2 separate regions of the Mus musculus genome follow, and region 1 is linked to region 2. Evidence: chromatin contacts called from ENCODE Hi-C or POLR2A ChIA-PET data. All regions are on one chromosome and are shown on one strand. The core of a region is the stretch at or near the end of the contact, and the rest is flanking DNA. Distances in the headings are between cores, read along the strand shown.

What was found. A loop is a pair of places that touch in the nucleus more often than their neighbours do. ChIA-PET counts read pairs that join two places held with the same protein, here RNA polymerase II (POLR2A).
Region 1: POLR2A ChIA-PET joins it to region 2 with 14 read pairs in Patski. The contact joins the promoter of Pex10 here to the promoter of Prxl2b in region 2. A Hi-C loop is called at or near these places in 10 of 37 maps with a recorded cell type or tissue (ES-E14, Patski, heart and 4 more). POLR2A ChIA-PET finds 5 or more read pairs at or near these places in 2 of 5 experiments (Patski and embryonic stem cell).

Annotation. Positions count from the first base shown.
Region 1 is chr4:155,065,001-155,068,665 of GRCm38, reverse strand. It overlaps Pex10 (peroxisomal biogenesis factor 10), which reads right to left and starts at 1,636. Exons shown (of 6, transcript NM_001042407.1): 1 at 1,492-1,636; 2 at 763-843; 3 at 1-3. The coding sequence starts at 1,597.
Region 2 is chr4:154,896,778-154,900,709 of GRCm38, reverse strand. It overlaps Prxl2b (peroxiredoxin like 2B), which reads left to right and starts at 1,667. Exons shown (of 7, transcript NM_025582.3): 1 at 1,667-1,767; 2 at 2,030-2,234; 3 at 2,531-2,582; 4 at 3,141-3,204; 5 at 3,286-3,361; 6 at 3,552-3,670. The coding sequence starts at 1,705. Gm52690 (a long non-coding RNA gene) reads right to left here and starts at 3,290. Exons shown (of 2, transcript XR_003955190.1): 1 at 2,660-3,290; 2 at 1-2,279.

The DNA.
Region 1 (3,665 bases), core at 387-2,886, 170 kb before region 2:
AGCCTGAGGATTAATACACAGTGATGAGGGTCCAGGGACAAGTTTCCGGGCCAGCCTGTGTCGTCGTCCCCCCTCCAGCCTCACCAGTCACCCTGAGACCTAGCCAAGGCCAGCACAACTTCTTGTTAAACCCACTGTGGCCTTGCTGTGATTTCACCATGTCACAGAGACGGCCACTCTGGAATGGGCCTTGCATCTCCTGTTGGTTCCTACTCCCTTAAGTCTTTATTCTGTTTTCCAGTCCTTCCTCTGCTGAACTCATACCCCTGTCCAAGTGATGGGATCCGATCTTGTGGCTTTCTACCTTCTAGATGATGGCTGAGTCCTAAGTATCAGGCATACATACCACTGCTTACCTGACGCTGTCACATGGAGTCAGAATAAAAAGCCCCCAAGCCTACCCATGGCTTGCAGCTAGCTTCTAGTACTCCACCATGCAGACGATGAATCCTGACTTCCTGTTCCTGAGGCCAGCCCTGTGGAGTACCTTGTGATCTTTCCATGTGTCTCACCATGACCCTGCTCGTACCCTTCCCCCCACTCGATAGCCTCTTCCTTTTTATCTGCCTCGTACCCCATAAATGGAAAAGCCCATCCTGCTGAGAGAAAGTCTGGGGCAGTGAGTGCCCTCTGGCCAGTATCTTCCTTCCCGGAAACAGAGACTAATGCAGGTGATTTCCAGGAGCCTTCAAGCATCCCCTCCAGACCTGGGTGGGTTGTGGGCCCCTCAGTGCCCAGGACCTGCCGAGCACAGACAGCTACCTGCAATTGTGGTGAGGCCAAAGTAGGCTATGTCCGAGAGCAACTCGATCTCTTTCCTCCATTCCAGCCATTTCTTTGCACCTGAGAGAAGAAAAATATTAGCTCTAGAGAGGTGAAGTGGTTCTCTTAAGATGACTCCCAGCCGGGTAGTGGTGGCACACGCCTTTAATCCCAGCATTTGGGAGGCAGAGATTTCGAGTCCAGACTGACCAGAGTGAGTTCCAGGACAGCCAGGGCTACACAGAGAAACCCTGTCACTCCCGAAGGGCAGGTAAAGTCCAAGTCAAGTCACTCCTAAGACGACCCTCAACAACTCGTCTCTCCCTTCACCTCCTCTGCTGCCCTTGGTGACCGGAATGTCTCCGAGACGAAGACCGCCTCTTAAGAAGCCCCGACTGTAACTGTCTTGAGTCAGGTACTGTCCTAGAGACATGGAGCCCAGGAAAGTCTAGGTAGTGCTAACAACATAAGCCAGAGGCGACCTGTTTAGTATCAAACCTCGGCTCTCTGAAATCCCAAATCCCTGCCTGTGTGATCCACGTGTCTACCTATGAGAGTAATGACGTTAGGTCCACCCTGTAGGGGCGTCTGGAGAATAAATGGGCAAATGCTTGAGAAACACTAAAGCAGAGACCTGCAATGTGGTCAGCAGTGTGTACCTCTGTTTTGATCCCCGCTTTCCAAGCAAACTCTGGAGCTGCCGCCTGTCTGGGTGCCCGGAACGCTCACCCGCTAGGCTGTGCAGCGCTTCACCCGCCGCGCTCCGCAGGCCTCCCAGGTAGTACTCGTCCTTCTGCGCTGCCCGGATCACTTCAGGGGCACCCGCCCGCGCCATGGCCCGAATCGCAGAGCTCGCACCGCGCCTGCGCACCTCGTGGGCGGGGCCTGTGACGCTCGACGTGCGTCCGTCGTGGGGCTGAGGCTGCGAACACCACGCGGGCGAAGGCGGAGCCTAGGCGTGACATCTGTGGAGGCGGAGTAGTGGGCGTGTCCACGACATAGGGGTGGGGCTACCCGGGGAGGGGTGTGGTCTGTGCTTGGAGGGTGAAGCGGCACAGTGAAGTGGCGGGTAATGACAGGGAGGAGGTAGATACCTAGTGGGTAGGACCCCCGAGAAAGCTCAGCCTCGCAGATGTGTTTTTGGCCTGATTCAGGTTCAGTTTTCTGGCAGGAGGTACGTGTCTCTGGGCTGCAAAAGTGGATCTTTTGGGATAGCCACGTGATTCCAACGGACTGCTGAAGGCTCCAGTTGTTGGAGTTCCTCCCTGCCCATGCCCTGGTTTCTTCAGCTTGGGTTGGGCAATCCCAGATAGCACCTTTGACCACTGCTAGGAGGCAGTCACGGCTCATGCAGAGGCATGAACTTCTAGCCAAATCAAATGTGACAGTTTGAAATGTAGATTCTCTGAAGGCCCAAGGCCGCTTGTGCTGGAAGACTTTTCAAACTTGGAAGCTCATTTCTACCATAACCATGGGGTATGGCCTGTTCTAAGTGTCCCCGCCTGGACTGCTCCTTACACGCGACTGCTTTTTTGCATTCTCTTCTCTCAGCCATGGGGAACAAGACCAGAAACACTATTCAAGTATCTGTTGTTCTCAGGGATACGGCCTAAGTAAGCGTCTCTCTCCGTGGGCTTAAATCCTAGGCACAGCGGTGCCTTGATCCTCAAGTTCTTCCTTTGTGGGCTCTCAAGGATTCTTCCTATGGGACAAAACCCAAGATGGCCAGCAGGTGGAGCTATCAGCCCATCTTTTCTACTAGCTTGGGCTGCTAGAGCTTGTTAACCCAAACAGATCCTGCACAGATCAGGGAAACAAGAGGCTTTTCAGTGAGGAGAGAAAGTGGAAGGGCAAGATGAGTAGTGACATCATTGTAGATCAGTTCTCTGGATTCTCGGATGACCATGTGGCCTGGAGTCCCCCTTTGCTTCAGTGTTTCAGGGTTCCAGAACTCTGCGGTGGAGGTAGAGCGAGAGCTCTTGCTTACGGAAGGGGCATACGGCCCTTGCCACCTCCCACCCCTTGCCTTCTGAAGCACAAGGATCCTAAGACTGAGCCTTGTGACTTTCTCCTTGTAAACTCTTCCTCCTGCTTCAAGGATGGAGGACAGAAAGGCCAGGCTCCTGTTTCTCTGTGTAGCCCTGGATGTCCTGGAACTCACTTTGTAGACCAGGCTGGCCTCAAACTCAGAAATCTGCCTGTCTCTACCTCCCAAGTGCTGGGATTAAAGGTGTGAGCCACCACTGCCCAGCTCAACAACTAATTCTAAAGTCATACACGCTGTGGGTTTTGTTGTCCTGCCTGATGTCGTTTGCCAGCTCTGGCCACTCTGTTTTCTTTTTTTTTTTTTTTTTCTTAAAGATTTATTTATTTATACGTAAGTACACTGTAGCTGTCTTCAGACACTCCAGAAGAGGGAGTCAAATCTCGTTAAGGATGGTTGTGAGCCACCATGTGGTTGCTGGGATTTGAACTCCGGACCTTCGGAAGAGCAATCGGGTGCTCTTACCCATCTCACCAGCTCCTAAAAAACTCTTTATTTTTATGTTTGTGAGTACATTGTTGCTCTCCTCAGACACACCAGAAGAGGGCATCAGATCCCACTACAGATGTTTGTGAGCCACCATGTGGTTACTGGGATTTGAACTCAGGACCTCTGGAAGAGCGGTCAGTGCTCTTAACCACTGAGCCATCTCTCCAGCCCCACCACTCTGTTGTCTAACTCTATTAAGTTAAATTATATTTATTGTGTTTGTGTTGTACGCATGTGTATATATTCATGTTTGTATATGTGTGGGCATATGTGGATATGTGGCATGCATAAGAGTGTGTGTGTGTACGCCTGCAAGTGTGGAGTCTGGCAAGGACGATACCTGGTATCATCTTGGATTGCTCTTCCACCT
Region 2 (3,932 bases), core at 418-2,917:
TGGAAGGATTCTGGAAATACAGGAAAGGAATGGCCACGAGTGTTTTCAGGTCCTTGAGCTGGGAAAGGAATGGCCACAAGTGTTTTCAGGTCCTTGGACTAGGTACCTCTAACCTATAAAACTTGGAACAAAGACTCTACAATCCTCTGCTCCTGATGACCTGTCTTACCTGGGGCTCCATGAAGACGAGGTGGGTTCTGTCACACTGTGTAGGCATATGTGAGTGAGCAGCCTCAGGGAAGGGCCTGCTGGCTCTTCCTGTTCAACATGCAGCACTTTCTGCAGACATCTTCCCATGCTCCTGGGACCCTCGCATTGTACCCCTCAACACTTAACAGGAAGCAGAGGAAGCCCCATCTCTGGATTTCTTCTGGTGGTGCTTCCAGGACCAGTTGCTCTACAGGACCAGCTCCTCCTGATTCTGCAACTTTATTTTCTTTCCTTTTTTAAAATGTACCTTTGCACACCTGTGTGCACTTGTGTGTGCCCGGGGAGTCCAGCGGTTGAGTGTTTTACTCAGTGCCTCTCAATCGTATTTCTTGAGACAAGGTCTATTGCTGATTCTCATGCCTTTGCTTCCCCCAGGACATGGGATTACAGGTCTCTGTCATTTTACCGAGTCACCTCCCCAGCCTACTCTTGCTTGCATAGGTTTGGGCCCAATGTGAGTGCCTGGTGCCTGAAGAGACCGTAAGGGAGCATCAGATGCCCTCAAGCTGGACTTGCAGAGGATTGTGAGTCGCTGTAGGGATGCTGGGAACCAAACCGTGGGCCCTCTGCAAGAGCAGCTAGTGCTCTTAACCACTGAGCCATCTCTCTAGCTTCTCCTTTTGACACAGTGATATGTATGGTTCCTAACTTCCTGCCTGGCTGTTCAGCCTCAGCTAGGTATCTTGTGGTGGCTCTCTTCCTTTCCTAGCCTCTACATCTGTCAGATGCTTGAACATGGCCCTAGAAAGCATCACAGGGCTTACTTAGTGAGGAAAGGACAGAACACGTGGATTCCTGAGCCTTCTACTCTTCCTAGGGACACACCACTGCGAGCTCCTGTTTATCTCCTTTGGATTGTTGTACATGAGAGCCCGTAGTTTAAAAACTGACATCCACACAGCAGGAAATGGTACTTTACGATGGAAGTTAATAGGATTTCGCGAAAATGCAAAGCAGGAACTTAGACTTGGAAAGGCTGGTCCTTTCACTACTGTAAGTGCCGGCTGCCCTACTGTTCCTCACACTAGTGATTTGTGAGTTCGATTCCCCGTTTCAACTTTTTGGCTCTAATTCTACCACCCTGCTGCACTACTAGGGACCACCTGATGCTAGTGGAGAGCTACGCAAACGCTAGAGAGCCACGCAAACGCATTCTGCGCAGGCGCACCGCTTGCAGACTGTCCATTGAGCTTTACCTGCTACGCCATTGGCTAATAAGCTTATACATATGAGAACAACCTAGGCTTAGGCAAAGAGATCTGCAGTGATTGTCTCTTTGGAGAGAGGGTGTGCCTGTATACTAATATCAGGGGCGGAGCCTGGGGCGAGACAAGCGCACAGTCATGTGACCTGAACCCCCTGGAGGTGGTGCCCACCAGGACTGGGGCGGGATTATGGGCGGGGCATAGGCTGGCTGAAGAGGCTGCGCAGGACAGAGTGAGCCTCCCCAGGCTGCGAGAAGGGACCGTGGAGCAGAAAGGGACGGAGGAGGCCATGAATGTGGTGGACCTTGGTCGCGTAGGAGCGTGTGTCTTGAAACATGCAGTGACTGGGGAGGTGAGATTTGGCTCGCGCAGGGCGGAGAACGCCTCCCCTAATACCTGGCCCAGAGCCTTGGCAACTCACATGGGTTGGAGTGGAGGTCCTGAGGGGTCCTATGAGTTCGCGTACTGGGCGTGGGTACAGCTCATGGTCCACAGAGGAACCATCAGGAGGACCAGTCAGCTGCGAATCTTGGAGCAGCACGCTGCGGGACATGTGAGGCTGCCGGGCATAGGGGGTTGGTGAGCCCATGTCCCCTGACCGATCCATTCTGTAGGCTGTGGAGCTGCGGAGCCTATGGCAGGAGAAAGCTTGTGTGGTGGCCGGTCTGCGACGCTTCGGCTGCATGGTGTGCCGCTGGATCGCCCAGGACCTCAGCAACCTCCGGAGCATCCTGGACCAACACGATGTGCGCCTGGTGGGCGTGGGGCCTGAGGCCCTGGGCCTGCAGGAGTTTCTGGATGGTGGTTACTTCTCAGGAGGTGCGACTCTTCCCGGACTCAGAGCCTGGGCTGACCTCTCCCTTTCTAGGCCCAACAAGAACATATTCATGTGTCAGCATATGCAGCTCTTCCCTGCCCTGCCTTCAGCCTGTGCCCTGGCTGGTGCCCAGACCTAGTGGCAAAGTCCCAGTGACTCTTGCCCTTCCCGTTTAAGCAGTGGTGACATTCAATCCTGCCTTGCTACTCATGGCTTGGGTGGGTGGAGCTGGATACAGTAAGTGGAGGGGACAGACTGTAGGAAGCCTGGGGCACATAGCTGTGGCTTTCCTTTCTAGAACTCTACCTTGATGAGAGCAAGCAAATCTATAAGGAGCTGGGCTTCAAGCGGTAAGTGTGACTGTTTGTGGGCATGAGTCTAACCAGGGACAACAGGAGGACAGAGTGGCCACCGCTCTCTTATGTACCTTCTTGCTACTGCCATCTGCTCTGCTCTCCAGTTTGTCTCATGGAAACTGACACTGGTGCTTCAGCCAGCCCTTCTTTGAGTCTTCTAATGGGTGTTGGTCCAAGGCAGGCCTGTCCTCAGAAGTCTGCTATTTCATAAACAGGAGGGACCTTGGAGCCCAGTGCCTTAGCCATGGCTCATTGCAGTCCTCTGTTGCCACAGACTGCCTGTCATGATAGGCAGTGCCGGCTAAGCGAGATCCCTGGGCACACCCAGCTTGGAGCTCATTCCCCACACTCCACACCACCTCTCCAGGGCCCCCAAGGCTAGCTGTATTCAACCTGGGGGCTCTCAGGGCTTGTGTAGAGCCTAGTTAGACTGGTTGCTGATCTGCCTGAGCCCTGGGTTAGATAAGTGGGTGGGGCAGGACACTGGGAACAGGTGTGGATACTTGTGTTCCACCAGAATCTGGACTAGGGACCCTATCTATGTCTTTGTAGGTACAACAGCTTAAGCATCCTACCAGCTGCCCTGGGAAAACCTGTTCGTGATGTAGCCTCCAAGGTTTGTGGTTTGAGAGCATTGGTGGGAATCCCTGCAGCATTCCCTCCGGGACTGACCTGAGTCCCGTTCCTGTCTTTGCAGGCTAAAGCTGTTGGTATCCAGGGGAACCTGTCTGGTGACCTGCTGCAAAGTGGAGGGCTGCTGGTGGTCAGCAAGGGTGGGTCAGGGCAAGATAGAGCCCCATCTTGCCCATCTTGGTGGCTCGTGTCATGTCTTCATGCTCCCTCTCTGGTCTTGGGTACCTGGGTGAGGGATTGGGCTGCTTGGCTTGGTCAGCGGATTTTACTCTCACTTCCCGGCACAGAGATGCAAGATGCACACAACTGACTCCCTGCCTGTGGTTACAGGTGGCGACAAGGTACTGTTGCACTTCATCCAGAAGTCCCCGGGTGACTATGTTCCCCAGGAGAACATCCTGCAGGCCTTGGGTATCTCTGCAGAGGTTTGCTCCAGCAAGCCACCCCAGGTGAGCAGAGGCCTTGGGGAACACTGCTTGTTACCAACCCTTAAGTATCTATCGCTCGCTTTGGGACGGTGCTTGGTGTAGCCAGGCGCTGAGCTATAGCCTCTTAGGATTTACGTAATTTTCTCTGCGTTGGCAGCCTTGGGAGGTAGTTGAGTCTCTATGACTCTGCTTGCAGAGGGGGATAGGCTGAGCAGTAGAGAGGCCAGTGGGCAGGCAAAGCAGGGCCCCACTGTGGGTTGAGAAAGGGTGGGCTGTTACCTAG